3 separate regions of the Mus musculus genome follow, and regions 2 and 3 are each linked to region 1. The links are chromatin loops, found by intact Hi-C in ENCODE. Cell type or tissue: left cerebral cortex. All regions are shown on one strand. Links, peaks and the distances in the headings refer to the core of each region. The heading gives the core; the rest is flanking DNA. Region 1 has its middle 53 kb from the start of Gm40304. Region 2 has its middle 120 kb from the start of Gm40303. Region 3 has its middle 98 kb from the start of Gm40303.

The links. A loop is a pair of places that touch in the nucleus more often than their neighbours do. Peaks named below come from ENCODE experiments on the same cell type or tissue, not always from the same donor. Only the 100,000 strongest peaks of a DNase experiment are listed, where the experiment ranks them.
Region 2: a loop joins it to region 1, with 2.0 times the contacts of the local background. A loop is called at or near these places in 3 of 42 quality-filtered maps.
Region 3: a loop joins it to region 1, with 2.1 times the contacts of the local background. A loop is called at or near these places in 2 of 42 quality-filtered maps.

Annotation. Positions count from the first base shown.
Region 1 is chr5:53,489,216-53,499,405 of GRCm38, forward strand. No RefSeq gene overlaps it. Among named protein-coding and RNA genes, the nearest start is that of Gm40304, 53 kb to the right of the region's middle. In left cerebral cortex, for the core only: no CTCF peak of the experiment used is centred there; a DNase peak (open chromatin) is centred at 5,491; H3K27ac peaks cover 607 bases.
Region 2 is chr5:53,377,540-53,387,729 of GRCm38, forward strand. No RefSeq gene overlaps it. Among named protein-coding and RNA genes, the nearest start is that of Gm40303, 120 kb to the left of the region's middle. In left cerebral cortex, for the core only: a CTCF peak has its summit at 4,473; DNase peaks (open chromatin) are centred at 2,358, 2,501, 2,901, 3,116 and 2 more places.
Region 3 is chr5:53,359,546-53,369,735 of GRCm38, forward strand. No RefSeq gene overlaps it. Among named protein-coding and RNA genes, the nearest start is that of Gm40303, 98 kb to the left of the region's middle. In left cerebral cortex, for the core only: no CTCF peak of the experiment used is centred there; DNase peaks (open chromatin) are centred at 4,543 and 7,522; H3K27ac peaks cover 461 bases.

The DNA.
Region 1 (10,190 bases), core at 1,017-9,016:
ATGGAGCATCGATGCGTGCCCTGGAGTGATGGACCCGGGAAACATGATGCTAAGTGGAAGCAGCCTTTGGCTGAAGGCCCCAAAGTGCATGACTTGTTCATGTCCAATCCCAGAAGAGGCAAATGCTCAGAGACAGAAAGCAAGTTAGCGTTTGCCTGAGACTGAGGCAAGGAGACATGCGGCTGTGGGTGGGTCTGGTGTAATAGAGACAGTCCTTGATTTATTGTTATAATTTTTCACACCTCTTGAGCATATCAAGATTTTGAATTATTAAAATATACACCCATTTACATGAATAGATAGATTGTATAATTGCAGTAAATGATAGATGTTGATAGATAAGTAATTGACGGGTGATATGTAGAGGGTTAGATAGGTAGATGGATGGATGGATGGATGGATGGATGGATAGGTAGATAGATAGATAGATAGATAGATAGATAGATAGATAGATAGATAGATAATAGACACATACAGCCAGGTGCATATATCAGCTGGGAAATTCTAGTTATCTAAGAGTTATAGCTACATAACATCTCCCCCTTTTAAATAAGGTATGCATCTAGCTTTTCACAGTCTGCTTCATTCCCATAGCCTAACTCACAAATGTGTGCACTTGCTCAAAGAATGTTGAAGTTAGAACAGATGTCAGTAGATCACCCAAGCTACCTGAAAAGGTGCCTTCCCGAGACCTGAGAGGTTCTGAACATGAACTCTCTCACCCATCACTGCCATTGATGATGTCACTATCACCACTGATAGCATCTATATGATGACTCCAAGATTACGAACTGTTTCAAATACTATCTTTTGGGTGTCATCTACCTGGAAATTACATATCACGGCTTGTCCTGGGAGGTAGGATTCAACTCCCATGCTTTCTGTGTAGGAAAGACTTTCAAAACCACATGGAGTTAAATCACAAAACAGATACCAGCACTGAGATGCGGTGGGTATGTGGCTGTTCACCAAGTATCTTCAACATCACAGTATCCTCGTTTAGCCTGCGCCAGGCTCTGTTATCCTGGACCGGTCACCACATTACTACTCTGTCATGGAAAACCCTTCCTCCTTCATGATAAATCCATGCACGGAAAGATCTCTTGATACACAGGAGCCCAAAGGGGTGATGATTTACATGCTGATGTTATCTAACTGTCTCTGCAAAAATCCTGTAAGATTTCTTAATTATTTCATTACACGGGAGGATAGAGAATAGCCGTATAAATAAGGTGAACTATAACCTAATTTTCCTTTTGCGATGTATGGTAAAGAGTTTGGTTGTCCCAAGACTGGTTACAACAGTCTCTGCTCAGTAGCTGGAGAGGGAGAGAGAGAGAAGTGGTCAGAGCAGGTCTCTGACTCCAGCATTCACTAGTTGTAGTACACGTGAGGATACACATGCCTGACCTCTGCTCTAGCGCTGTACCAAGCAGGCAACCACACAGGATGGACCCTCCATCCTTGCCCAAACTGCTCCAGATGTGCTCCTCCATCCAGCCCAGCTAAGGAAGAGTCACCGGAGGCCAGGAAATTCTACTCATTTCACGAGATGAATGTAATCAGGAGAAAGACAGCCGAAGAGCCAGCTCACCGTGACTCATCTGGCTTCAGAGAACATTGTCAGTGGTCCTAGCAACACACGCCACTGCCAAGAGCCATTTCATTTGATCTCTGAACTGATGCTTAAACCACAGATTTCCTGGGCCTGAGGCCTCCCAGGAAATGGAACCAAACAGTGGCTGATTCATGTTTCCTCTGAGGGCAACAGGAAAAGTACCTGCTACAGAAACTGCAGGCTGCCCTGAGCTGTGGCTTAGGCCTCCTCAGAGGGCAGGGGCCCCATCAGTCACTGTCTTCCTCAGAAAGAGGAGTCTGAGAGGGCAGGCCAGAGGCATCAATGTTCATGATTGGCTGTGTTAAGTCAGCCTCTGACTGTACCAGGAGAAGATTCTCTCTCTCTCTCTCTCTCTCTCTCTCTCTCTCTCTCTCTCTCTCTCTTTCTCTCTTTCTATCCTCCCCTCCCTTCCCCTCCCCTCTCTCTTCCTCCCCCAACCCTGTTTCCATGTTTCTGATAAGGCTATAGCTCCTTGTCTTACACACAGCATCAGTGTACTCTGACTGCTGACTATATCTACAACCCACATTTGCATATTTGTTGTCTGCTCCAGGACAGCAGGACTTTGGACAGATAATAAGTATAGGTGATGCTCCTACCAGATTTTTGACACATTAATTCATTTATTTCTTGCAACCTTATAATGGAGAAACAATAGTTTTTATTTTTCAGGTGACAAAACCTAGGCATAGAGAAAGACTTGGCTTACCCATTTCCCCAAACCCTGGGAGCTGTGCAATCCCAGGCCACCAGACTCCAGCCTGAACTTTCAACCAGAGTGACAGCTCTGTAGCTAATTTTTAAAAATTAATTAAAAGGTCACACTCATTTCACAGAAGACATTCAAATTCTTGCTAAGGTACCCCAACTATAAGACCCTCTAGAATTCAGGGAGCTGCTTAGCCATAAAGCTAGCATAATCATATTACTTCTTAACCTGTTAAAGAAAAAAAATGTATAGCATACAATATGCCATCCTAACTGCCTTGAGGCACACAGTTTGTGGCACTAGGCACATGCACATTGTTGTGCAACCATCATTTCTTCCCTTACCTTTTGACTTTTCAAGGCACAGTTTCTCTGTGTAACTGGCCTGGCTGTCCTAGAACTTCCTATGTTGATCAGGCTGACCTTGAACTCATATAGAGATCCTCCTATCTCTGATGGGATTAAGACTTACCACATCCAGCTGTAACCATCACCTCTTTAGAGTGTTTTCATCTTCCCCAACTGGAAATCCGTATGCCTTGAACCCCCTATTTCTATAAAATCTAAATAAAGAAAAGAGGAGAAGAATCAGCCATGTGGGAGAACTTGAGAGGGTCATGGTAAATCTTGCCTTGGAAATGTGTCCTCTCAGAAAATGGGTGTTCTTGTGACGTTGGAGATCTTAGTGTCTTTGAGAGAGGGGGAGAGCTTATATTCATTGTGTGTCTCGTTGCCGTAACAGAATACCTGACATAGATTCTCAGTCGTTAGACCAGAAGCCAGGATGGTATGACTGTGAGGTAACCCAAGGGCAGTAGAGGTGGGGGAGGGGCCTCAAGTGGAGCTGTAGGAAATGGGGGAGGCGAGGGATTCCCTGAAAATGAGCTCTTTACTCCAGATCCACAATGCTTATGAATTTCCTGATTATAGATCCTCAATTTCTGCAACAGAAGCTCTGCCTCAGACCTGCACCTCCAAGAGCCTGGCAAATGTTTTCTTTTTAAGGTAATGAAGACATTTAGGAATCAGATAGCAGTGCTGGTCATATAGCCTGGGACAGTACCGAAAGCCACAGAACTCTGTGCCCATGGGGAGAGTAATATGTAAACTCATCATCAGAGCCTGTGCCCTGGGAATTAATTCTGCTGCCCACCGGAAACTGGGATGGTGCCTCAGACCCTCCAGCAAATTCCCACGTCAACTTTAAGTGGTTCTCCCCTTAAAAGTTTTAAAATTGCATTTATATTTATATTTACACATGTCTGCACATGTGTACATGCCATGGCATGTGTGTGGAGATAAGAGGACAGCCTGTGGGGAGCTATGGTCTCCTACCATGTGGGTCCCATGGATCAAACTCAGGTCCGCAGGCACTGCAGCCCATTCCTGTACCTTCTGAGCCATCTTTCCAGTCCATGATTCTCACTTAAGCCCTGGCACCCTTTCTCTACCTCAAGGGCAGAGCCTCTTGACCCGGGAGTGGGTGCATTTGCCATCCAGAAGCCTGAGACAGTGCCAGGAAATAGGGTCTGGGATTCAGTAGAAAAGCCCTAGGAAATACATTTTCTAATCACAGTTCTGAAACAGATTTCGAACTTGGGTGGCATGGCTGGCACCTTCCTCAGCTTCCTCGGCCTCTAGGCAATGAGTAGGTTAGTACTCGGTGTGCTGCAGCCTGTTTAGTCCTTGAGACTCCTTGAAATTGGCAGTGTTGTTATTGCGTGAGGATACTGAAGCAGAGGACAGCTAACTCAATGCCCAGAGCTCTTGGAAGCTCCAAGACATAAGCCTTAGCAATTGGCTGCCGATGTCTGTAGGATTCTCCCCTCCCCGTGGTAGGAACACACAAGTCCCTTGACTGTCCTGGCCTTCAGACAATAGCTGAGATGCTGTTTCACTTCAGAAGCCTTCTGACCCTTGATCATGCTGCCTCTCTTTTATCTTCTGGTGTCCCTGTTCCCCCTCTGACATGCTCACAGCAGGAGACATCCTATTTTTCCCAGCTATGGCCTAGACTGTAAGTGCTGGGAGGAAAAATATCACTCCTATCTCTTCTCAGATACACAAAGTGTTCCAAAATCAAATTGGGCGAATGAATGAATGAATGAATGAATGAGTGAATGAAATTACTTGCTATCTTTACTTTCAAGAGCCTTTTCAGTGTCTGTCTACACTATAACTTCAAAAACAATTTTTGGAACCTCATTCAGCTCCTTACCAACAATGTCCAGAGTGTAAAGATCCCCATACCTAAGTAGGCTCTCTTTCCAAAGGCCTGGTGCTTTTCTAATTCAGTGACTCAGACTGGTTGGCTGGTTTCTGCCTCTGGGGTCCTGCTTCTGGTTCTAATTGTGGTCCCAACGTTGTAGTGCAATTAGGATGCTGGAGATGGAAAGGGGATGGTGTAACTCGTGCTTCACTGGGTGACATAGCTGGGGAGGTATTTCCTAATTCCCTCTGTGGTACTCAAGGTTCGGGAGCATCTGCTCTTTCCTGACGACTTATTGCCAAAAGCATGTCAGGAACCTCCCTTCACATGTGCCGCAGCCCTCTCCCCTCAAGGTGACGTCAGCAGGACCCTAAGGACTAGGTGGGCTTTGCCTCCAATTCCCAGTTTCACTCCCGTAGTTGCTTTGCTCTGAAGTAATTTTCAGTGCAGTGGGATGACTGCTCTGTGACAGGCAGGCATCACAAAAAGGTAACATTTCCTTCAAGCTCCAAACAAAATCACATCAATCTCAATCCTACAACCCAAAAGGTGAAGAGCTGCCAGGTTGCCCCGATGACCCGTGGTTTATCCTTGCTCAAACAGGGCTTGCACCATTCTGAAATTTGGGAGGGCCGTGACCTCCCACCACAGCCTGCTCTTTCTTTTCTTGATACCAGAGGATTAGTAAACCCCAGCGCTCAAGTTTCTCAGGTGCTCAAATCACCTCAGCGACTTGATTAGCCAGGGTTGACTTCAAGCCCTTCCCCAACAGTTTTCTCTCTTCCTCAGCCTCCCTCTCTTGAGTCACTCCTTTCTGGTAATTTTGTCAGTCGCCCTCCTTCATCTCTAACTTGAAGCTTGGGCAACCCTAGGCTTCCATCTTTAGATGTCCTATTTTTTCTCTCGTGGTATCCGTGAGCTGATCTGGATCGCAAGACCAAATGCCAGTTCTAAATCGGTCTCCACCTCCCACTTCTCCCTGAGGCTCTGAAGCTGACGGTCTACTGAACGTCTGACAGACACCGCGATGATTTCACGTGATTTGTCCCCTTTGGTGGTATTATCAATTTGCCTAGATGTAGAATAAGCGACAAGACTCATCTCTGGGCGTGTCTGTGAGAGTGTTTCCAGAGAGATTTAACCGAGGAGGGAAGACCCACATGAATATGGGCAGCACTGTCTAATGAGTTGGAGCTCGTACTGAAAATGATCCAAGAGGCCAGTGAGATGGCTCAGCAGGCAGTGGCGCTTCCTGCCAAGGCTGGCCTCATGATGTCGGTTCTCAGAACCTACAAGGCAGAAGGAGAAAGCGGCTTCCACAGGTTGTCTTCTGACTGCCATAGCAATCCCAGAGCACTGGAGAAGGACCTTGTGACTATATGTCATGTGGGACTCACTCCAACAGGGAAAGAAGGTTTGACTTCTTTTCTTCTAAGGCACAGGCCAGTGTCACACCTGCCATTCCCTCAAAAATGCCTTCATCTCCACAAGGCTAGGGAATGTGGTGCCACAGTGGCAGTGATAGGACAATTTAGGTCACCCTGCCCCCTCCCCAAATTATCTGTCTCTCTCTTATCACTCCTCATTCTGCCCTCACAGGTCAGTTTGCATCCCTTTGAACAGATGTATTCTGTGTGACAGTCATACAGGTGATGTTCTGGTCTTGAAGTAACCTGTCCCTTGCTCTGTAGCTTTAACTGTGTTATTTAGACATTTTCTCTAAAAATGATCACATTGAGTCAAATATAATGAGGATTCTTTCGCGTCCTGAGAGTCAATGACTAATCTATTCTTTTTGTTGCGGAAACAATCAAAACCACAGTTGTGCTTTGGGAATGATGACTGTCTCAGGAGAACCGATCGGTTCAGAGAAATGAGGCCCTTGAAGGCAGGACATGGGGGCAGGGTCTTGAGTGTTCTGTGGAATAGACTTGAAGAGTTGGAGAATGGTTGGCAGAGGAGGCCAGCCCACAGGTCTTGGGACCCGTGAATGAGCAGCATCTGTGCTGGTGACCATGTGTTTATGGGCATGGGAGGCTCTGCCAGTCATCCACTAGGGGTGGGACTCTGGGCAATCCTGATAGGGATGGTCTTGAAGAGAGGTAGCACAGTAGGAGAAAATGACCTGGGAGAGATTCACTGTTGCATCCATGCTAGAAATGGTTCTGCTGTGCCATAAGGACCCACAGCAGAGTCTACAAGGTGTTTCTTCTCGATTTCTTCAATGCAAACACTGTGAGTATGGTTAGATACAGCATACAAAGTTCCTTATGCAAGTACGGTAGACAGTCAGTACTCAATCAATATCAACAGAAGTCATATTTCCTCTCTACCATACGGAGCATAGCACATCCTTACCGAGTAGGGCTAAAAAGTAGTCCCAGACATAACAGAGACGTGGTCAGAAAGCTGTGGGAATCTGGCAGGCATGGAGTTGGTGACCTCTGCAAAGGGATGTGCCAAGATCGCAGCCTCACTGTCAGGGGTGTTTCTAGTGGCCGTGTGGCAGTATAACATTGATGCAAAGGCCAAGGGCTCCTGCTGCCCACCGGGAGCCCAAGGATGGAGTCAGCCAACAGACTCTCAGAAGACAGACACATGCAGTGAGAGTTCTTTATCTGGCCTTTCCCAGGCAATGGCAAGGGTGTGCCCACATGTAGCAAAGACAGAGAGCACTGTGCCAACTGCTGAAGTGTACCACGATGCTCTCATAGTGCTGGTGGGGCAGCACTTAGTTTGTAAGGCAAACAGGTGGGACACACCTTCAGTGATCGGGCCAAAGGCAGAGCAGGGATTCCTGTTGAGATTTTCTTAGTAGCCTTCCCCTCCCCAACCTCCACAGGCCTATGTAACAAAGGGGAATCCGCAACTTGGGTCTGCAGAGGCAGGCGATTCAACACATAAGTAGATGAGTAGATTTGTTTGTTTTGTTTTGTTTTGTTTTGTTTTGTTTTTACAAATACACTAGCGGATGGGTTTGGAAGATAGGTCAGTGAATAAAGTATTACAAGGCAGACAGAAAAGATGGATGCCTGTGGTTCTATGGCAAGCCAGCCAGCCCAGTCTACTTGGAGAGTTTGAGATTAATGACAGACTCTGTTCAAAAAAAAGGGGGACGGAGGGGGGGGGGTGAAAAGCAACGAAGGTCGTCCTCCGGCCTCTACACACACACACACACTTATCCATAGGTAAACATGTGTCAAAGACTTCTGGACTCTGTGTTAAGTCTAAAATGAAACACCAAAAGTTTACTACTGATGTTCCTTAGAGCTTCCACCCCCACTCCCAGTCCCGTGAGACTTAAGACATTCTGACATGTCCGTTGTCTTAACTTTGCAATTCTAAGATGGACTGACTGGATTTGGTTTCTTTTTTTTTTCACCCTCTGTGGGACACATCACAGTGGAAGCTGTGTGGGGAGAAGAGCAAGAGCCTTGAGGTGCCCAGGCCCTCACCCTCTCTCCCTCCCTCCCTCCCTCCCTCCCTCCCAGAAGCTCACCAGCCCAGGATGCTTTCCGAGAGCTCATGTGTAACTTCCTTGACCAGGGAGGCCAGGCTCTAGGCTGACTTCTGGAAGTGTCTTTGGAAACTAATTCCCAGGCAAAATGCCAAGAAAAAGATATGCATGGTGAGGAACTGACATAATTTTTTAACACCACAACCCGCATATTTCTGCAGCAGCAGCCAATACAAGCTCCAAGACCAATATTGATCTAGTCCTTCATCCAATCAACAAACGCCATTGTTTAGAAGATGTAATTTTTCTTGGTTAAAGTTCAAAGTTAAACTCCAAGGATTTTCAAAACTATAAAAATAAGAGGCTTTCATAGCCTCAAAAAAAAAAAAAAAAAAGAAAAAAAAATCCTGGCCAGTTTTCCTCGTTCATGGGTTTTCATAGTCATTAAAAGAAACTTAACCAAGTAAACATTTTTTTGGTCTTCTGAGTTGTGGTAGTTTTTAAAGCAGGATTATTTTAAATATCCACATAAAAGGCCCCTAAATCTTTATACTTCTCCTGAAAGTCATGGCCATTGGCAACGCAGGTGACCAGGATTTGTTCTTCTGTCTGAAGGTTGTCCACCTGTGGAGCCCATCGGTCTGCTCATCTTCCAGATGGAGTCTCTCCCTCCCTACTCCTCTTCTTAATGTGGAAATGACGGAGTCTTTACTAAGACCTTTGGAGGAAGACGAATAGTTCTGTGGTTCCATTTCTGATTCTGAAATGGAAAACCATAGCAAACAAATGGTCGACATATGGGGCTTTGTAAACCAATCCCTTGTGCTTCTCCGAGATCCAAGAAAGTATTTACTTTTGGGAACTGGTGGAAGCGATGAGTGGGTCAGGTTTAGAAGGTGAGATTAAGGTGGAAAAGTACTGAGAGTTATGAGAGCTCAACTTGGGCTGTTTCTTGGTTGGTTGGTTGGTTGGTTTGTTGGTTGGTTGGTTTTTTTTTAAATAAACAGAGATTATACCTTTTCTGTATCTACCTCTCCTCAAAGGCCCTGGCCAAGTTTTATGTACATATGATACTATGTGCTAGCTAATTTATGGGTTGATGTTGCAAAGCTTTTAATAAGAGTGTTTCCCCATAGGTTTTGGCCCTTGAATACTTGGTCCGGAGGTTCCATCTTGCTGGAGGAAGTATGTGGGGGATAGGGATAGAGCTTTGAGAGTTTAAAAGATTCCCAGCATCCCCAATTTGTTCTCTGCTTCCTGCATGAGGTTTGAGATGTAAGCTCTCAGCTTCCAGCTCCAGCCAGCATGTGTGCTGCCTGCTGCCGTGTTCGTCTTACCATTCGGGATCATAACCCTCCGGAACCATAAGCCTCAAAGAGTCGCGTTGGTTTTGGTGCTTTATCACATAATAGCAAAGTAATTAATACAGGTGGGTTCTCTTTAAACATCTGCAGTGTACTGGTTGATCCATGCCTTTTGAGATGTCCTTTGGAGATGTCTCTCGGTTCACTCCTCTGGTTAGGAGGCAATGCTGGCTAAGGATAAAGACAAGTACCTACCATGCGCTGCTGTAGGTGGGGCTTCTCCTGACCAGGCTGCTGTCTAGACACTTGGGGTGCAAATCTCTGCGGAGCTCGTGCTCTGCAGGGAGAGGAGCAGGTGGATTTAAGCATAGTTTTCCTACTCATGACTCCTTTTTACCTGAGAATCATAAGATTCTATTTATATAGCCATATTAAAATAGCAGACAAAATCAGATGTTTACTGAGAATCAATCATGAAGAAACTTACTATATAGCAATTCTTTGAGACATATACCATTCTACCTTTTGTTAAATATTGAGGCAATTTGCATATTAATGAGATGGGTGGACTTGTTTAGCTTTACCTGAAGAGTTAAATGTTGGATACAATTGTTGATGCTGCGTGCCAGAGTATATCTCCAGTGCTTTTAGGAGTTGACTAATATTTTGATTTTGGAATCACCAATGCTGAGAACACATAAATACCTTACCAAAAAAAGGAACAGAAGCATCTTTTTTTAAGGTTTTAGAGCTTTATTGTATAAAGGCAGAGAGAAAGAGAGAAGGTAGAAAGAGAGAGAGAGGCCGGCCATGGCCATGTGGAGAGAAAGGGGAAGGGAGGGAGAGAAGGAGGGCTAGAGATGAGAGTAAGAAAGGTGAGAGCTTAAAGAAAAG
Region 2 (10,190 bases), core at 1,436-9,435, 110 kb before region 1:
CATTCTTCATATAGGAGCTTGCAATGCAAGGGGAGGAAATGGGAGACTGGGACAATAATGAATGTCAGAATTGCCTACAAAGGGTTCTGCCTAAAAGTCAGAGGCGGCTTTTAGTCCTCTGGCTTTCTCTGCACCATCTGTATTCCTCTAGCCAGAGAAATGCAGAGTTCTGAAAGAGGATGAGTGAGGAGCTCCACTCCTGCAGAGATACACTCATTCTTCCTTGGGCTGTTGACAGACAAGGTGGCTTTCTAAAAGGTAGGCAGGCAAGGATAGAGGGTGGGGCTCCTGGTAGCCAGTGGAGACCATTGGGGTCACTTCCAGAGCAAACCAGGGGAGGCGCTGTAAGAGCTCTGTGGGCAGTGCTCTAGTAACAGGCCTTCCTGTCAGTTACTGATCTAATCTCTGTTACTGTGACCAATTGGTCCCAGTCCATGAAAGGCTGCCTCTGCAGTGCATCTGTTACTGGTCCTCTTGGTCCACCACTGACATAGCAGGAAAAGTGGCCCCACCCACCTAATTCCCATTTCTCTGTCTTCTTTTTGAGTGTCCTACGCATTTTCTTTCTCATCCATACCAAACAAACAAACAAAAAAAAACAAACAAACAAACAAAAATGCTCAAGAAGAAATTGGGCATGGTTGTGCATGCCAGTAATCCCAGCACTTGGGATGTGGAGCTAGAGGGATCAGGAATTCAAAACCAACCTCTATGTAGCAAGTTCAAGGTCAGTCAGGACTACATGAAACCCACAGTCAAAACAACATCAAGAACAGGAACAGGAACTAAGAAAAGGCAGGTTGTGCTGTTGGGACAAAGACCTGAAATGGGCCAGGAGACTGAAGATGGGGGAGGGGGGCAGGGATATCAGGAAAGGGACAACAGAGTGTCTCCTCCAGCCCTGGGAATTCTCTGAAGTCCTGTGTGCCTTCTTCATACAACATAGCACTCAGGGAGGATAGCCATCAGATCTTGGTCCAGCCATGCCCCCATGGTGCTCAATAATCTAACAAAGGCTATGTGTATGACAGGAGAGCAAGGACCTTTAATCTGCTGGAGCCCAGGGCATCTGCCAGCCATCGGAGAACCAACTGTCTCCTTTTCCCCCATCAGAAACTGGGCTGCCGCCAAAGCGCCCTTTCCTCTTGCTTATGAAGCCCAGGATCCCCCTGCTCTGCAGGCTGCTGCCTCCTCTTCCCCTCCTAGCTAGCCCAGCCTCTTCTCTCTGTTCCGCCTTCTCCTCACCCCATCTCTTTTTCTCTTCCTCTTTCCATGCCTCTGATCTCCCAATGCCCCCATCCTTCCTGTTCCCTTGGCAGAGGGCAATGGTGTCATCAGGGGTTGGCCCTGGGTCTCCTCTAGCTCAGAACTGACTGGCTTCATGCGAAGTCTCTGTATACAGCTTCAGTGAAGACAGCTTCTCTCAATAGCTCTCTCATCCGTCCAGTTTGCGAATGGAGAAACTGATGCTGAGAGAGATGACACTACCTCCTCTCAAGGTCTTCTGCTGATGTAATTTTGCTCAAGGAATCATTCACTGAACACATCTGATCCCCTCTTCTTGGAAAGTTCCAGTCTGCATGATTGCACCAGGGCTATTAACTGAAGTGCTACCTTCTGTACCCTTAAGACATCCAACCCCATTGTGATCCTACTGCCTCTCCCACCCCCAATTTAGCATAAGTCTAGTGCAGGAAAGTTTTGGGTCTTTCTATATCTCAGGGCCCTTATTTCATCATCTATGGAGAATGAGCGATATTGGTTTCTTTTGATAATACCAGGGTCTTAAGCTCTCTGCATAATGTATTTGCAGGAGCTTACAGTAGAATGGCTTCCTTTTGGTCTCACCTAGACTGTCAACCACTCTCCCCACCTTCCCTCTTTGTCTTGAGGTTTTTGTAAATGCAAAGAAAATTGTGAGTTTCGAACACCCTCAGGGAGAAGGGAAAGCCTATCTGCTAATTATTATGAACCAACTAGCCAGGTTTGTATGGAGGGAACAGAAACAGAGTTTGTTCAGGTAGCTAGGGAAGTAGACCCTGGCTCCTGGAAGTTTCTTTTCAGGGCACACAGGTTTTTACATGCACAGATGGCTGCCTTGTATCTGGGCTCAGGGGCTTGCCTGAGAGATTGCCACACAGTCGGCACGCGCTGCACAACCTTGTCGGGAGAGAGTGTTTATGAGCCTCCCGGTTAATGATTCCCATTTATGGAACATGTGCGCGGCAGCCGAAGGAGGCTGGCTAGGACAGGACATCAGCAAGGCCTCGGCCTCACAGCCTGGCTGCACGCACAGGCTCAACAAGGCAGCTGCCGGGGCTGTTCTGTTATAAGCCGAGGGGATCCGAGGCTCCCCAGAAATCTGGCCTTTTCGGCTCCATCAACATGTTAGCGAAGAAGGTCCTGCGAGAGAGGCTGGGGCCAGACTGACTGAAGCAGGGCAGTAATAAAAACGGCTGCTGTTATGAGGGGGAAAGTTAATATTTCCAGGGTGTTCACTCCATGTGGGGCTTGTTGAAAGCTTGTGCATGTTTTCCCTTTTATTTAATCCTTACAACATGCCTGGTACAGTCCAGATAGGAATTTTGTCTGCTCAGTTAAGCTCCATGGCCCGAAAGAAGAAACACTCAGAATGACCTAGTGTCCTTTCCAGGGCCATAGACTTATACAATGGAAATATTCTCCTATATATTAATATTTATATATGTACATATGTATGCATTGTTTAAAATAAAGGTTTTCACTATGACATCTTCATGCATGCATATCATGTATTCTGCTCATATTTCCCCCCACCCCCTCACTCCCACCCCCTTATCTCCTCCTCCTGCTGCTGGCCGCCTTCCACGGAGCTGAAATTAAATCCCAGTGTAACGGTAGAGCCAGCCTGGGAGGTGTGGAAAAGTGAATTCTGGAAGTTCATTCATTCACATCCTTTTATACCACAATTGACATGACAGCTAAAAAAAAAAGATACATTTGAGGACTTAGAGCAAGCTAGATTAAGTTCCAGTTTTGCTTTCTTGGGTCTGGGAGATGGCTCAGTGGCTCAGAGTGCTTGCTGTCAAAGCTGGAAAATCTGAGTTCAAATCGCCAGCACCCACTCAAAGGCTGAGCTTGACTGTGCCTGCCTGTAACTGCAGTGGGTGGAGACAGGGGGATGCTGTGAGCTCTGCAGCCAGCCAGACACCCTGTCTCAACAAATAAGATGGAGAGCCATAGAGGGTGGTTCCTGCACTCTCTTCTGACCTCTGCGTTACACGTCTGTATGTTACACAGACACGCATACCCTCACATACGCATGCATATACACCATACCATACCACCCATGCCTCCTGTCCACCAGTTACCTTGATTTCCTTACTAAAAGTAAGGAGAGTAGCAACCTCCAAAGCCAGAATCGTGAAGCCAGAAGTGGTTCAGAGCCCAGCACAGACTAAATCCCTAGTAATTATTCCACAATTTGACCACACCCAGGTCAGGGGAAACATGGAGCTTGGTGTGGACACCCCGGCTCATGCTGGAGTTCTGTGGCCACCACCTTCTCAAACACTCATTCATCCATTGAATGGGACAAAGGGGACAATAGTGATGGCCGTATCAGGGACCACTCACAGCAGGGCGAGGAGCAAGGAAGCAATGTATGCAAAGCACATTCTGCATCGCTGAAAGAAAGACTGTGGAAAGACTCTTGGTTGTCTTTGGAAACCCCCATATGGTCCTCTCCCTTTGGAGCACAGGCTTACACACTGCACGTTGTCATTAGGCACAGAGAAAGAAACAGCAGAAACCCAACCTTCAAAGGTCTTTGGTGCTCTAGGGGGAAGATGGGACCAACACAAATAAAGCATTCATTAAAAAACAAAAATGACATGTCATATACACACATACTGTAGATAATCACTAACAGCCGCGTGGAGACATGAGCAAGGCTGTGGGACTATGCCAGAGTGCCTGGGACGACATCTGAGAAGTTTCTGGAAAGAAGGGGAATTTCGGAAGGATGGAGGTCAGTCCCTCTAGAGGGGAGCTACATTTCATTCTCTGCCAGTCTTACCTGTCCTTTTCCCTAGAACATAGTAGGTGCCTTATGTTGGCTCCCTGAATGAGAACAGGAAATGGCACGAGGGAACTCCAGGGAGGGTGTGGACAAACAGTGGGCTGGTGACTCAGAGGGGAGCTGAGCGCTCCGTGGAGTTTATTTTTCTTTCGTGTTCTCTGCCAGAGGCTGGCCCATGATAGACCCAGAGGGCCAGTTTTCCTTTGGAGAGAAGGAGTCGGGAAGGCGAATTCTATTTATGTAGTCTGGTTACATCTCACTTTTGTATATTTCTTAAGTACACAAATCCTTCCTAATACCAGGATCTCAATATGAAGGAAAAAAAATCCCCCCTCCCGCCCAGTGGACAGAGACAGTCTTGTTGTGCCTGCTTAGGGACAGTTATGTGGCATCGTGATGCATCTTCTTGGTTGAGCTGAAGGTGGCTCTGCAGAGTCTCCTTTCCTGGGTGTTCGGCCAGACAGGAGAGTAGAGCTAGGAGAGAAGTCTGCCTGAGGTTTGGAGGACAAGCCTGGCCAGCAGGCTTCCACGGCTGCTAGAGAGCAGTGGCCAGCCTTGTGCGTTCACTGTGCCTGGGTTCACTTTCACTGTCCACAAGGTCTTGCATACAGATCTCATGACAGCTTTGGAGGAGTGGAGGCACTGACTCGACTCCTGTCCATCCTCACATCCTCACAGGCTCCAAGTTCTCTTTTACATCTGCCTTTGCTTTCCAGCTTCCCAGCCCCTGACCTTCATGATGCTCTGGCAGCCCTTTAGAGGTGCTTAGCGAGTCACTGGATGCAGAGAGTCAGTTTCTATTGAAAACCACTGAATCACACTCATCTTCAGGACCCTTGGATGGTGATTATTCAGCCTCTGAAAGACTCCTGCCTGGTACCAGTGCAGTGTCTCCAGTCTGAGAATGGATCCTAGTGCTATGTGCCAAAGAGAGTGCTCCCAATCCACTCAATGGTGATTGATTTGGGGACAAGTTTGTGACCTGGAACACCAGTGGCAGCTCCAGGGAAATCTTTCTTTGATCGGACACCTGGATGCAGAGACAGGTGGCCATCAGCTGAGTGTGATGGCCCAAACCTAGAATCTTAGTCCGAATCAGAAGATGGAGCAGGAGAAGCAGGAATGTAAGTCCGTCTTGTATTACATTAGGGTATCTTTTAAAAAAGAAAAAAGAATATGAGAGGTATAAGGGGCAGGAAGGCTGTATGTTACTAAATCTGGATATTGGCATCATATCTGGACAGGTTTAAACATGCTAGGCCCAGAGAGTTGCACTATTAGGAGGTATGGCCTTGTTGGAGGAAGCATGACACCTTGGGGGTGGGCTTTGAGGCCCTCCTCCTAGCTGCCTGGAAGCCAGTCTTCTCCAGGCTGCCTTTGGATCAAGATGTAGAACTCTCAGCTTCTTCAGCACCATGTCTGCCTGTAAGCTTCCATGCTTCCCACCGTGATGATAATGGACTGAACCTCTGAACCTGTAAGGCAGCCCCAGTTAATTGTCCTTTATAGAGTTGCCTAGGTCATGGTGTCTGTTCACAGCAGCAGTAACCCTAACTAAGAGACAAGACAAGGACCAGGATAGAGGGAGGAGATGAGAAGAGCATGAGCCCCCATCATACGGTCAAACTTTCTAGAAATTGCTACCTTGTAGTTCCACTTACGGGAGAAGATATATTTTCCCACTGTTTAAGATGGCTTCTTTCTCCCCATCTTCTCATTTAAAAAGTTAACTTTTAAAGTTTGTGCACATGTGTGTATCTGTCACAACTGTGTAGGCCTTTAGAGGCCAGAGGAGAGCATTAGATTCCCTGAAGCTGGAGTTAGAGGCTATTGTGAGCTGCCCAGTGGAGGTGCTGGGGTCTGACTTGAGGCCTGTGAAGAGTGGCAAGCACTTTAACTACTGAGCCAGCTCCCTAGCCCCTTCTTCTTTTAAATCTACTTTCTCTTTCTCCCTCTCTCCCTTCCCCCCCCCCCTTCTTTCTGTATGTATGTGATATGTTGAGGGACATTCCCATGGCCACCGGAGGACAACTTTGTGGAGGTGAATCTCCTCTTCCACCTTTGCCTGGGTTGTGGGATAGAAATCAGTTTATCAGGCTTTTGCTGGACTCACCTTTATCCATAGAGCCATCTCTCCCACCCCGGCTTCCTACTTGAAGCCAGAAGCATCTCCATCAAATTTTTTTAATCCCAGCACTCAGGAGGTAGAGGCAAATAAATCTCTGTGAGTTTGAGGCTAGCCTGGTTCAGGACAGCCAGGATTACATAATGAAAGCCTGTCATACACACAACACACACACACGCACGCACACGCGCGCACACACACACACCATATACATACACATAGGCTAGAAGGGCCCCTCTCCACTGGCTTTACCTGTCTCTCGTCTCTAGCTTGGCTTCTGCTCTGTGCGGAAATATATTTAAAATATTTAAGGAAACGCTTATAATTTAGTGTGTGTGTGTGTGTTTGTGCATGCACATACGTGCTACAGTGTGTATGTGGCAGTCAGAGGACAACTTGCAGGCATCGAGTCTCTCCTTCTACTGTGTGGGTCCTGAGGGTTAAACTCAAGTCATCAGACTTGGCAGCAAGCCTCTTTGCCTGCTGAGCCTTCTCACTGGCCCTTCTTTTTCTGTCTCATGCCAGCGGGCTCCTGTTTGGTTTTGCCAAGAAGAAACACCGATAAAAACTGGGAAGACCTCCTTTTGTCTTCCAGTGTGTAGCAGATCGTCTCCACCAGGAGCCCACAGCCTCATAGGTATCTCTTCCCAACTCCTGTCAGTCTCCTCTAGTCTCTTTACCGAGTCACAGGAGAACACCAGCCACGCACCCTCAGGAACAGTGGGCTAGCTGCTCGGGTTCCTTCATCTACTGAGCTCTTGGTGACATCAGAACAACCCCTAGACCACCATCTTGGGAATATGGATACTAGATTCTTGCCACCTGCTTGCAGGACCCTCCGAATGCAAGCTCTGTGGTTTCTTTCAGACCAGCACTAGCAATCCATGAGACCCTCGTCCAAGGTTCCAAGTTCTGATAATCAGCCGCTCCACAGTTAACTCCGTTACCTGTGAATTACCTGTCTCAGGGGTGCCCCAGCTCCCTTATTTTGATGGCTCCATGTAGGCTATGGGCTGAATACTGTAGATGTGTGTCCTCTAAAAGTTCTGATGTTGGAAGCTTGGTCACCACTGTGTGAAGTTAAAATGGAACCTTTCAGGTGGTGAGGATAATTGGAAGTCATTAAGTCAAGGGGCTGGAGGCAGCCTTCTTAAATGAATTAAGGCAGTTTCAGCTGGACACTGTGTTCATTATATGAGAGAGCTGTTGTCCTAGTAGCCTAGAGTCATATGAGAAGAAAGCCTCAGCTGAGAAATTACCCACATCAGGTTGACCTGTAGTGTGTGTGTGTGTGTGTGTGCGCGCGCGCACGCGCGTGCGTGCGTGCGTGCGTGCGTGCGTGTGTGTGTGTGTGTGTGTGTTGGGAAGGATTGTTTTGACTATTAATTGATGCAGGTAGTCACAGCCCACTATGGGCAGCACCATCCTTAGGCAGGTGATGCTGGACTCTACAAGAAAGCTAAAGCATGAACCTGAGAGAGTAAGGTTCCTCCATAGTTTCTCCTTCAAGTTCTTGCTTGAATTTCTGCCCTGATTTCTCTGTGATAGACTGTGACCTGGAAGTGTAAACCAAATTAATCCCTTCCTCTTCTAAGTTGTGTTGGGTCAGAGCATTTTATCACAGCAATGGAAAGTAAGCTAGGACAGTTGTTGCACAGAAAGCCTAGTACTCTAGCTTCCTTTCTTGCCATCTGGTCTCCTGCTCGCATGCACTCAGATGCCATGATCTGAGGCACCTATTGGGACCCTCACCAGAATCAAAGCTATGCTGTCTCACATTGCAGTCCTCATCCCTGTAACATATGTAAAACTTCCTTTTAAAAAGTGCCTTGTATATATTTGTTTTATGAACAGCAAGCAAACTCTTTCATTAATTCCTGTATTGCAAAATATGTCAGTTTCTCTTCCCTTCACCCAGCCCCAAGACAGTAAATGTATTGAGTCATTTGATCCAGAGGCACAGGTCAAGGAAATTCTTCTCATACCCTTTGTTCCAGAGGCTTAATTATGACAGGGCTCCACTCTACTACCTGAAATTTTCTCAGCACTGATGTCTCATGACTGAATTATTTTCGGGATGACTGCCTTCCAAGTAGCAAAAGTGGCTGTAGCAATGCTCTTCTTCACTCAATGACTCTGTCCCACATTTCCAAATACTAGATTTGAGTATCACTTGGCTTATATTAACTTCCTCCATCTGGGACAGTCACTGTGACTAAGGCATGTTGATGGCTCCTGTCCTGAAAAAAAGATGTGGCCAACCTCATGAACCACTGGATCCACAAAAGGGAGTCCTGACTAGATGCAGGGAGCCCTCCCCCCGTTAACATATAAGATCGTGCTATTTTTGCTATGTAGTCTTAGATAGCCTGGTACTTACTAGTCCAGGATGACCTTGAACTCATAGAAATCCTCCTGCTTCTACCTCCTGAGTTATGGTATGTGCCCCGCTGAGACCATTTTTATGTTTTCCTCCTGTGTTGTCCAGAGCACCTTCAACTTCGTGTTGCTATTATGACTGATTTTTTTTTTTTTCGGTATATTTTTGTGGCTGGTTCCTTGATTTCTTAAGGCATGACACCTTTAAAACATATAGCCAAAGATAATGTTTTTTTTTTTTTATGTGTTCTGGTTAGTGTGTGTGTGTGTGTGTGTGTGTGTAAGTTGACACAAACTAGAACTATCCAGGAAGAGGAACTTCAAGTGAGAAAAATACCTTTATCCAGATTGCTTATAGGTAAGACTATGGGATGTTTCATTGATTAATGTTTGATGTGAGAGGGAGCAGCCCATGAGAGTGGGGAATACAAATTCCCGAAGAGAGCCAGTAGGCAGTGCTCTTCCATGGTTTTTGCCTGGAGTTCCCATTCAGACTTCCTTTAATAATGGATTGTGTTGTGGAAATGTAAGATGAAATGAACCCTTTTCTTCCCAAGTTGCTTTTAATCATGGTATTTTAACACAGCAGTAGGTACCATCACCTAGACACTATTCTTTTCAAATACCTTCAAATATGAGATAACTCATCACTCAACCTTGGGTCCCAAATTAGGTTTCAAGGTGTGTTCTTCTTCCCAGGCTGGCTTCCACATGGATATAGCCTGTCCTTTCCTGTGTGGTCAGAGGATACCAGGTAGCTGTGAAGTCTAGGAAATGCCTCCCCTCCCCCTTCCCCTCCCCCTCCTCTCCCCTCCCCTTTCCCCTCCCCCTCCCCCTTCCCCTCCCCCTCTCCCCCTCCTCCTCCTCCTTTTTCATTCTCTCTCTCTCTCTCTCTCTCTCTCTCTCTCTCTCTCTCTCTCTCTCTCTCTCTCGGTCTCAAATAGTCTCAGATCATTGTGTAGTCAAAGAAGATAATCCTGAGTCTTGACCCTGCTGCCTCCATCTACCCAGAGCTGAATTACACATGTATGCCAGCTCACCTGGCAATGCCCTCCTGGCAATGCTTTTCAGTTCTTAGCTGAACTGGTTCCTGTTCCTCGGAAGTGGAGCCTGAGAGCTCACTTCTGTCTGGGCAGGCAGCAAGCTCACCCTAGACACGAACAGTTTTAAAGTTTGGAGATAAGCCCACTGCTACCATGAGGCGGAGGAGCAATCGTGCACGTCTTTGGGCTTTGGGGAAATCACATTGCTGGAGAGTTTGTGACATCCGTATATGTAGCTTTTCCTGTGTGGGTACACCAGAGATCTTTAGGTGTCTTTTCTCAGTAACTGTCCACCTTGATTTATGAGACAAGCTCTTTCATTGGCCTGGAACTCTCTGATTGGGCAAAGGCAGGCTGTCAGCGCGCCCCAGGAGACCTTCTGTATCTGCTCCCCAGAATTAGGATTACAATCACGTAATCGCGCCCAGTTTTTCACATGGATTAAGTCCAGGTCCTCTTGCTTGCTTGGCAAACACTTTCCAAACTAAGCTATCTCCCAAAGCATCTCTCTGTCTTAAGACAGGATCTTGCCATGCATCCCAGGTTAATGTTGAACTCCCTACACAGCTCAAGCTGCCCTGAC
Region 3 (10,190 bases), core at 827-8,826, 130 kb before region 1:
CACCCCGTGAGCATTTCCTTAGGGCCTACTGGGCACGTGTCTTCCTCCCTGTGAGAGGCCAAAGTCCCTTAGAAGGAGACACTCCATCGTTCTGATGTGGAAAGACTGGGTAGGAGAATGTGCAGGCCGCAGAGGGGCCTGGAAGAGGGAGAGGATGAGTGGTGAGGACAGGTCTCACTGGTGTGAGATGAGGAAGGCCTTCCTGAGATGGGAGAGCTAGTGGGGGCATGGCTGCTATTTCTGAGTGAGTGGAGCAGCCTGGTTGTGCCAGGCCTCTGGGTGGTACAGTAGCAGGGGCCATGAACTTTTTTGACCCACCTATGTGCCATCCCAGAGAGGTGACCACAGTTTCTGGTTAGCTCTGACCTGATCCTTTACCTACGTGAGTTCCTTCCAACCCCAGGTCCCTTTCCTGTTGTAATTGCATCAACTCCAGAGCCAGAGGCGGCTTCTTAAGCTTATCGCGAGCAGGAACAACCTTTGTCTCCAGCTAGTCTAGTTCTGAGAAAGAACCAGACTCCAGAGAACACTTATCACCTCAACGAGTCACCTTGCCCGAAGGGGCTCTGCACTCTGGCCGGGACAGGGTCACAGGAGTCTCGCCTGGGGACTGTTGGAGAAGCAGCTTTCACTGATTACTCTGCTTGAGGCTGACTCCCTTTCCCTGGAAAAGTGTGGAAAAGCTTCCAGACTTGGTCTGCTGCAGAAAGGGAGACCGCGTGAGCAACCTCGTCGGGTTTTCACCGCGCTCTTTCTCATTAACAGTACAGTCAGCCAGCCGTGCATTTTTAGCGTGTTACACAGGCTTACACTCAGTCTTCATCACACCGTTGGGATGAGAGTGGAGGGGACACCACAGGGTCAAGGACGACAGATGGGTCTTCACTTAAGCAGGTTAGAAGTTCAGCAGCTCCAGAGTAGAAAGACTGGACTTTTTGGCTGGGGGGTGGGGGTGGGGGATGTTGAGGGCATAGTCATGAAGGGGCATAGCGGGCAAGAGGGCAAGAGGCCTCTGCTGTCTGCAATGGCCTCGGAACGAGCCACTCACCATCAGGCAGTGTTTTCCTTTTCCATGAAGAAGAGGTGGCAACTGTGGCTGAATCAAGAAGCCGGAGGCCTGGTGCCATTCTAAAATAGCAGCATTGCTGAGTTTTCCAGATGAGGACTTTGCCCCTGTGAGCCAAAGAGTTTTGGAACATTATTTGAAAGCAAAACCACCCTCTTCCAGATTTTTCTTTCTTTCTTTTTTTTAAAAGGAGGCGACTAACTCAAGGAAGTCGGGGTTTTTAACTCTTGAGGCAGAGGCAGCTGTTGGTTCTGTGCTGATGAACCAGGGCTCTTTGGCAAAAAGCTAGTTGGGGGTTTTAGGAAGGGTAAAGGATACTGTTTTCTAGGAGGTTTGGTTGATACAGGAGAAGAGGACCCAGGTTCAATTCTCAGCACTCCTATTGATGCTTGCAACTATGTGCAACTCTAGTCCCTAGGGGTCTAAAACCTTCTCTTGGCCTCCATGGGCCAAGACACTGCGTAGACAACTGCTTATACACAGCATGTACACATATATGTAGGCAAAACACCCATACACACAAAAATAAAATAAAATGAAAATGACCTGGCTGAAAACCACTACCACTTTCTTCATGCGTGGTTCTGCATAGCAACAGTTTGTCTGCTTTTACTGAGCAGCTCAAATGGGATTAGGTAGGTTAAGATGATCTTTTAGCAATGAATGCTGGCTGCTAGTGGGGCTACACATCTTCAGAGACCTCTGCTGGATTCTTCTATGGTAGCTGGGATCCAAGCCCAGCAAGAATGAGAGGGAAGACTCAATGCAGGATGTCGTTTCAAGTCTCTGCTTTGGTTCAACATGCTATCCCACTAGCCAGGTCAGATGTGCAGACAAGCATCGAGTCTGTGTGGGTGGGGACTACCATGAGGGTGTGTGGCGGGGAGTAGGGGCTGACTCCATTGGGAGCTATTGCTGTGACTGCCTACCCACAAGAAGGAAGTAAATCTGAAAGGAAATGGAGTGCTCCAACCTCAGCAAGATGCAAACCAGGCGAGTCAGAACTCTTACGTGCTCAAGCTGAGGGAAGAAAGGCCAGAGAATCATCTCGTTGGGGGTTTGGAACAAGCTGGCTATTTCCTGGGTTAGAGAGACAATTGGATTCGTAAGAGTGGAAGAACTCAAGTGGGAATTCTCATCAGCATCTCATAAAACCTGGGGTAGCACTGTTTTCTCCATGTGAACTGAGATAGATAGACCATAGGTTTGTTGATTGAATCTCAGATTCCTCTAGCTTTCTCGGACTATAGAAAGACACCGGTGTAGTTAGAATCTAAACAGGAAAACAGAATCATGCCGTCTTCTACAGCAGAGAGAACTGGTTATACTGGTGATGGTAGGGGGGTGAGGGAGGGGGTACTACAACCTCCAGACAAAGAGGCAGAGAACATACCAACTCATAGAGTCCAGGGACCTGGATGTCCACCAGGGCCCCACCCAGAGGCATGGAGAAGACAGAGCCACAACTGGAGAATTCAAGGTGGAGAAAAGAGGATGAGAGATCTGAATCCGATTCTTCTTCAGCCCCACCCCGCCAGTGCCTCATGTGGGCAAAGTCTGCCTAGAAACTCTGTAAGAACTCCAGAAATGAAGGCAACAGGGTAGCCCCTGGAATCCAGAGTAAGAATGATGTGTGAGCAAAAATGCCCCAAGTCACAACAGAAACTTTTTTCTTTAGAAACCTGGACAGTAACTGCTTGGTATGTTGAGACACACACACACACACACACACACACACACACACACACACACACACACACACAGAGTCCCATACCCTAAAGGTCCCATTGACAACTTCTGTGGCCATCTCAAGAAAGGGTGCCTAGTCCCTCCTCATCAAGGCCCAAACCTGTCTAACAAGGAATGATGTCTTCCTCCTTGTGATGTTCTGTCCCTGGTGGCAATCTGCCACACAAAGGCATTCCCTGTGGCACTGAACACTCCCAAGGCCCTACAGAAACAGAGCCCCACTCGCTGGCTCAGAAGTACAGCGGAGCTGTTTACTCTCTGTGGTGTTCTCCACCACACAGCCCTCCACACACAGCTCAGTTAGCTTTCTCCTTCCTGCAGCTGCCCACAGACATCCAGCTCTGCAGCCGGGTCAGGGAGAGAGAGCCAAGGCTGATTTCCCTTTCCCCATCTCAGAGCACCTGTCCAAACTACCATGCATCCTTCCAACAACACACTCACGCTACCCTGAAAATTCACTCCTGGGAGTTCACCTCCCCTGCTTTTCTAGACACAATGATGGACAGGGGCACATTCAGGAATCTCAGATGGGTTGAAGCTTGACCCACAACTTAAATATACATCCACATACACGTTCACACACAAACTTGTGAATACACATACACACAAGCAAGCACACATATACACAAGTAGGTTCTCATGTGACTATCAGATCTCTATGTTGAGAAAAAAGGAAATCATAGCGATAATGATTGATTGACACACCTTCCACATGTCACATCCTGACATCTTATCCCTTTATTCATATGACAGCCCTTCAACAGGCCCCATTCTTGACTATAGCTGAGAAGGTGAAAAGTGTTCAGAGACTACACAACTGGTTGGTAGTGATTGATTTTGTTTGCCAACCTGATGGGGTTGAGAGATGCTCAGGTTATTAGAGCTTACTTCTGAGCATGCTCACTGGGAGCAGCTGGGTCCTGAGGATGCTCCAGCATCCATGCTTTCCCCATTCATCTCGTAATTAATAATGATTCATAATTTGAAATTCCTAATTTCAACAGACTACCAGGAGGTGGTGTGCCGAGGAAGCTAGGGCTAGGCTGGAGGAAATACAATCCTGGGGGCTTCACCTTGCCCTGGTCCTGCCTATTTCTGCTTTCCTCTGTTTTCTGTTCTTCATGTTGTGAGCTGTCCATCACCCATCACCCCTTCCTTCCCCATCACAGTGTACTGGTATCTCTGACCCTGCAAGGGAAGAAATCTTTCCTCTTCTAAGTTATTTCAATCTGGTATTTGGTCACAACCATGATAAGATCAATGCACCCACAATCAAGATGTAGTCAGGAATCAGGATCTTTCCCCTACCATGCTTCCTCTCCATGTATTCGAGTAGCATGTTTTTTTTTTTTCTTCTTGTGTTGGCACTATTTCTTACTTTCCTAGAAAAGCATAAACAAATGATATTTCCAGGGCTTTTGTACCATCGAGTATGAAAGAGTTCCATTCCCTAGTGAGTGGCCCCTAGAATGAGTTTAGGAACTCCTTGAAATGAACTGTGACCTATGCATAATAAATTGCACATTCTCATGTTGTCCTCTGAGCACATTGGCTGGCTGCTGCCATTTCAAAGGAGAGTGCTAAAGGGTCGTCCCTGGAGATGCTATTGCCAGGGGATCTGGAGGCAATTTAGTATCAGTATTGAGAACACAAACTCTGGCATCGGGCACAGACTTGGAAGAGGAATTTTCCATGTGCACACAAAGCTGCTTTGTAGCTGGGGAAGACTGGAGATGCCAGCACACAATTCAAGAGAGGCTGAGCCAATCCTAGACTCTCTCAGCCGCACTATGGATTTGGGGGAAGCGAGAGCTATCACTACAGTGCACACACTGGTAGAAGCAATGGGTGATGACGCGAGTTCAGAACAAGGCTTCCTAGCTGGGCAGCACAGGTGCGAGAGAGCGTGGCTACTACACAGGAGGAACAGTGTTCCCTGAGAACCAATGATTTCCCAGAGAGTGACTCTTCAGGTCCGCTGAGGGGCTTTCAGACAGCCAGGTCTGATCCAATGCTCAGGGCTGAAACCTTGCCTCCTTTATTTGCTACTTGCCCTAGGGTTTCTGATAAACATCACAGCCAAAAGCAACTTGGAAAGGGAAGGGTTTATTTCACCTTCCAGTTCATAGCCATCCCTCAAATGTTTTCCATTCAGGCTTTGGTCCCTAACAGGCCACAGGTTGCCCTTTCAAAGTGGCCTTTGTGATGGTAAATGCAGTGGTCAGTTTTCAGACCTCACCTTCTTGATTTATTGGTAGGATTTTTCTTTGTTAAAGAGGTGTGTGTGTGTGTGTGTGTGTGTGTGTGTGTGTGTGTGTGTTGTATACATTTAGGGGCTTGCCTGACCATGTGTGGGAATGAGGTTGGAGGTTGCTAATAGGTTTTTTTTCTCTATTGACCTCGACCTTAGTTTTTGAAGCCAAGGTCTCTCATTGAACTGAGAGCTCACCATGTAAGCTAGACTGTGGTTAGCCATTGAATTGGGATCCAATTCACTCCCCCTATGCAAAGGTGCAGTTAGATGTGTACGCTGCCCTGCCTTGCTTTTATGTGGGTGCTGAGAGAGGATCTCAAGTCTCTAGCCCCGTTATCAGCAGGATTTAACATTGCATTCAGCCCTCCTTTTCAAAGTCCTTTCTGCTTTTGACTTCTAAGACAACCCGCCTGGCTTCCTGTCATTCCCTGGCTGTCCCTTCTCTGTCCTCAGACTCTGACATACTCTAGCCGTCTACTCAAGAACTCATCTCTCCTCTGTCCACACTTGCTCCCTTGAGAGTTCTTCCATGTTTCTGCTGTGTGTCTTCATACTCCCCACTCCTGCTCCGTAGCTCAGGCCTTTCTTCTGAACTTCAGACTTTCTGCCATCCGCTTGCTCGGCATGACCCCTGGAAGTACTAACAGGTGTCATGACCTTAATGCATCTCTGAGACTCCCAACCTTCCCCTCTTATCCTTATTCATAGCTTCCTACACCTGGGAACCCAGCGCCATCTCCCCAGATGCCTGACTTTGATCCTCACCACTCACATAAAATGCTGGGTGTGGTGGCACAAACTTGTAATCCCAGGGATAGGTGGATCCCTGGGGCTTGCTGGCCAGCCATCTTAGCCTAATCAGTAAATCCCTGTCCCGTTGAGAGAGAGCCTGTCTCAAAACCTAAAGTGGATAGATAGTACTGGAGGAAGGACAGTGGAAATTGAACTCTGGCCACCACTTATGTGCACATTTGCACACATGCTTGTGTGTCCTGCATTCACATATACAAAAATGCACATAGACACACAGACACATAGACACACACAGAGGCTCTACCCAAACACCCTGTAAGACCTAACCATTCCTCATCCTTCCCACTGGTCCATCTTACTCTAAGTATCCCAACCTCACCCAGCTTCATCCCCTGGAACTCACAGTGTATCTATCAGCAGAGCGTTCCCCCTAGTCACCCACGCCATTTCTCTGACCAAAGTGTTCCAGCAGCATACAGTCCCACATACAGAGATTCTGTTGTCCCCACCACACCCTGCAAAGCCTTTCACTTTCCAAACCCTACATAACACCTGTCTGCTAGCTTCCTCACAGCTGATCCAACCACGCTGAAATTGGCTCCTCAAATATCATCATTTCAACATAGGACCTTGGAACTTGTTGACTCTTTTGTCTGGAATGTTCTTTCCAGCGATATTCTCTTCTTTTGCACCTTTCAGTTATTTATACATTTTTTATTTGCAAATTGGAATTCTTTCTTGACTACTCTAATGAAAACCACAGCTAGTTCCACTGTGATTCTCCTTCCCCTGGCTGCCTTAGGCTTCCCCACATGATCTGCTTATAATTTCCTTACCTCTTCCTGTATTGTGAGCCTCTCCTCTCTGGACTATAAAACTCCCAAGAGCAGAGTTTTATAATTTCTTTCCAGTGCTTTGTAACCAGTGCCTAGGATTCTCACTGCCTGGTGTATAATGCTTCTTGAGTGGTGTGATCTGGAGCTGGCATTGACAGTCGAAAGGTCTTGCCTCTTTGACATTAGCGAGCAGAGTATGATGACAGAGGACCTGGGCTGTCTATGTGACTGTCCACAGGCATCAACTGTTGTCTTCTGGCCTCAGGACACATCTGTAAGCTCCTTAGGGGTGAGGACTATGTCTAGCAACCTCTAACTCTCTCCACCCAGCATCAGGGCTACCTAATAATGTCTTCATTAAAAAGCAAGAAAAGAGCCTTTGGGGCTGTATTGATAGCAGTTAAAAAATAATTAGAGTGCCCACTGTGATTACAGGTGACCTGGGTTTGGTACCAACCACCCACATAAGGCAGGCAACAACAGCTTGTACTTATAGTTCTAGGAGATCCTATGTGGCCACCTACATACAGGTGGTGCACATAAACTAATGTGCACACACACTATAAAATGGGGGTGGGAGGCTCCTGAAGATGGTCTTTTCTGGTCTGGTCTGGAAGCACTCAAAACAACCAATTTAACCTCCCTCCCCCTTTGCTTGGGGCCAGCTGCAAACTAAATTTATTCACTTACTTATTCAGCCAGCCAATTAAATGCAGCTTTGAAATCCTGCAATTGTTGTTATTATAAACAGTTTTCTCAAAAAGAAAATAAAAAGTTCTTGTTCCCCCTACTGCTTTCCCTAAATGCATATTTGTTCTAAATAGAAACACCACTGCCCCCATCCCTTCTGTACAAATACCAAATGTACTGTCTGGCCAGACCCGGGACATTTTTAGCTTACCATCTCCTCCGCAGAACTTTGGAGAACATTTCCCTGAAGAAGGCTATCCCTCCCTCATCCCTTAAAGGCATAGATAGGTGCTCACTAGCCACAGATGTGTGCCATACACTTCAGAGGGTACAGGCCATGCAGTGGACAGATGGTAACAAGCAAATGCCGCCCCCGCCCCCCCCCAGCTGCTTGTAGAAGCTGAACTCACTCTTCCCCCCACCCCCTTCCTAGGGCTTCCCAGCTGTGCTGATCATCCACTGACGTCATGGTCCTTGTTTCCCCCAACCAGACAGAGGTAGCTGAGAAGCTCTGCCTGTCTGGGACTGAGTAGCTTTGGCCTTTCTGATGGTTCATTAGTCAGGGTTCATGAGAATCACAGAACTTATGGAATGTCTCTATATATTAAGGGAAATTATTGGGATGGCTTACAGTCTGCAGTCCAACTAATCCGACAATGGGCAGTTGTCAATGTAAAGTCCAAGAATTTAGTAGTTGCTCCATACCATGAGGCTAGGTGTTTTATCTGGTTTTCTGTATAAGCTGGAATCCTGAAGAAGTAGGATATGCTGGCAAGAAAGTGCAAGCAGGCAAAGAAGAAGAAAGCCTTCCTTCTTCCATTGTCCTTAGGTAGGCCTCCAACAGAAGCTACGGCCCAGATTAAAGGTATGTTCTACCAAGCCTGGATTTAGAACTTTCTCTGTCCTAGGCTGGCCTTGAACTCAGAGATCTGCTTGCCTCTTTCTTCTGGAATTAAAGATGTGTGTCATCTCATGTCAAGATCCAGGTCAGGAGCCTGTGTCTTCAAGCCTCAAGATCTGGATCACAGTTGTACCTTCCATTTCGGGATTATAGTTCATTCCAGATGTAGCCAAGTTGACAACCAGGAATAGCCATCACAGATGGTGATGTTCCCAGTGACATCTGAATGTCTACTGACAGGACACCCTGTGGTCCACACTTCCTATACAGACTGACAGTGGCTGACTCCATGGTTCAAGTGTCTCTCTTGAAGGGTTTATCTCAGAGGAAAACACACCTGCTGGCTCAAGCACCCATTAGTATTTAGAGTTTGCTCTGAATTGTCATACTCTACAGAGACAACGTCTGGTTATAGTAATTACACTGAGTGAAAGGGATGAACTCAGCCATGGAAGTACTGCTAAGACCTTCATCATGGTTTTTCTGTATTAGAAATTATTTATTTATGTGTGTGTGTGGGGGGGAGGAGATATGTGTGCCCTGGCACATGAGTGTAAAACTTTGTAGGTGTTGGTCCTTTCCTTCTACCATGTAGATAACTGGAATTGAACTTAGACCATTAGGCTTGGTAGCAAGCACTTTTCATGCTGAGCCATGTTGACATCTATGCTGGCTAGTTTTATGTCAACTTGACACAAGCTAAAGTCACCTGAGTAGGGAAACTCAATTAAGAAAACGGCTCCATAAACTCTGGCTGAACCCAAGCCTGTGGGACATTTTCTTAATTAGTGATTGATGGGGAAGGGTCCAGTCCATTATGGGTGATGCCATCCCTGGGCTGGTAGTCCTAGAGTCTATAAGAAAGCAGGCTGAGCAAACCATGTGGAACAAGCCAGTAAGCAGCATACCTCCATGGCCTCTGATGTGTTAGAGTAGCGGCTCCAGTTTGAACACAGCACACTAGGCCAAAACAGTTCCATGTGTAAAAGGTTTATTGGGAGAGAGAGGGGCAAGGAAGGTGGTGGCAGAAAGAGAAGGGGGGAAGAGAGAGAGGGAGGGAGGGGTGTTCCATATATATGGATAATGACATAACGCAGGTAAAGGTGGGAGGTGAGCTAAGTGGATTCTGAGAATATGGTGGCTGTTGTCTTGGCAACAGGTCTGTAGGTCCTGCCTATGTGATGTCACAGGTTTCAGGGGCCCTGATGCCAACAGCCTCTATATTAGCTTTTGCTTCCAGTTTCCCACCCTGTCCTGACTTCCATTGATGATGAACAGTAATATGGAAGAGTAAGCTAAAATAAACTCTCTGCTTCCCAGGTTGCTTTGGTCATGGTGTTTCATCACAGCAATAGAAACCTTAAACTAAAACAGCATCCCTCTTTCAGCTTTTTTTTTTTTTTTTTTTTTTTTGGTTTTTTGAGACAGGGTTTCTCTGTATAGCCCTGGCTGTCCTGGAACTCACTTTGCAGACCAGGCTGGCCTCGAACTCAGAAATCCGCTTGCCTCTGCCTCCCGAGTGCTGGGATTAAAGGCATGCGCCACCACTGCCCAACCTTTCAGCTTTTTTCTTAATATTATTTTTTTTCTGGATAGACAGCCAGAGGCATCTTCCATTCCCCCTTCTGAAAAGCTCCACTAAGGTTCATGTAAAAAGTCCATTTCCTGACTGACTTTGAGAGAGGTAGCCACGCCCTCCTCTGCCCCCTTACTGTATCCTATACTTCTTTTTTCCTTGAGTCATTACTACTACTTTTCTCCTTGATTATTACTACTTTGTTTCATTGTTTCCTTTTCTTACTTGGATAGGCTTTAGTGAGAAGAGACCCTACTTTGCAGAGAAAATATCTTGTGTCTGTGTGGATGTGGCCCCTGTCAGTAATAAAATTGATGTGCTATAGCTTAGGCAGGAAATAGGATGCAGGCAGAAAGGATTCTGGG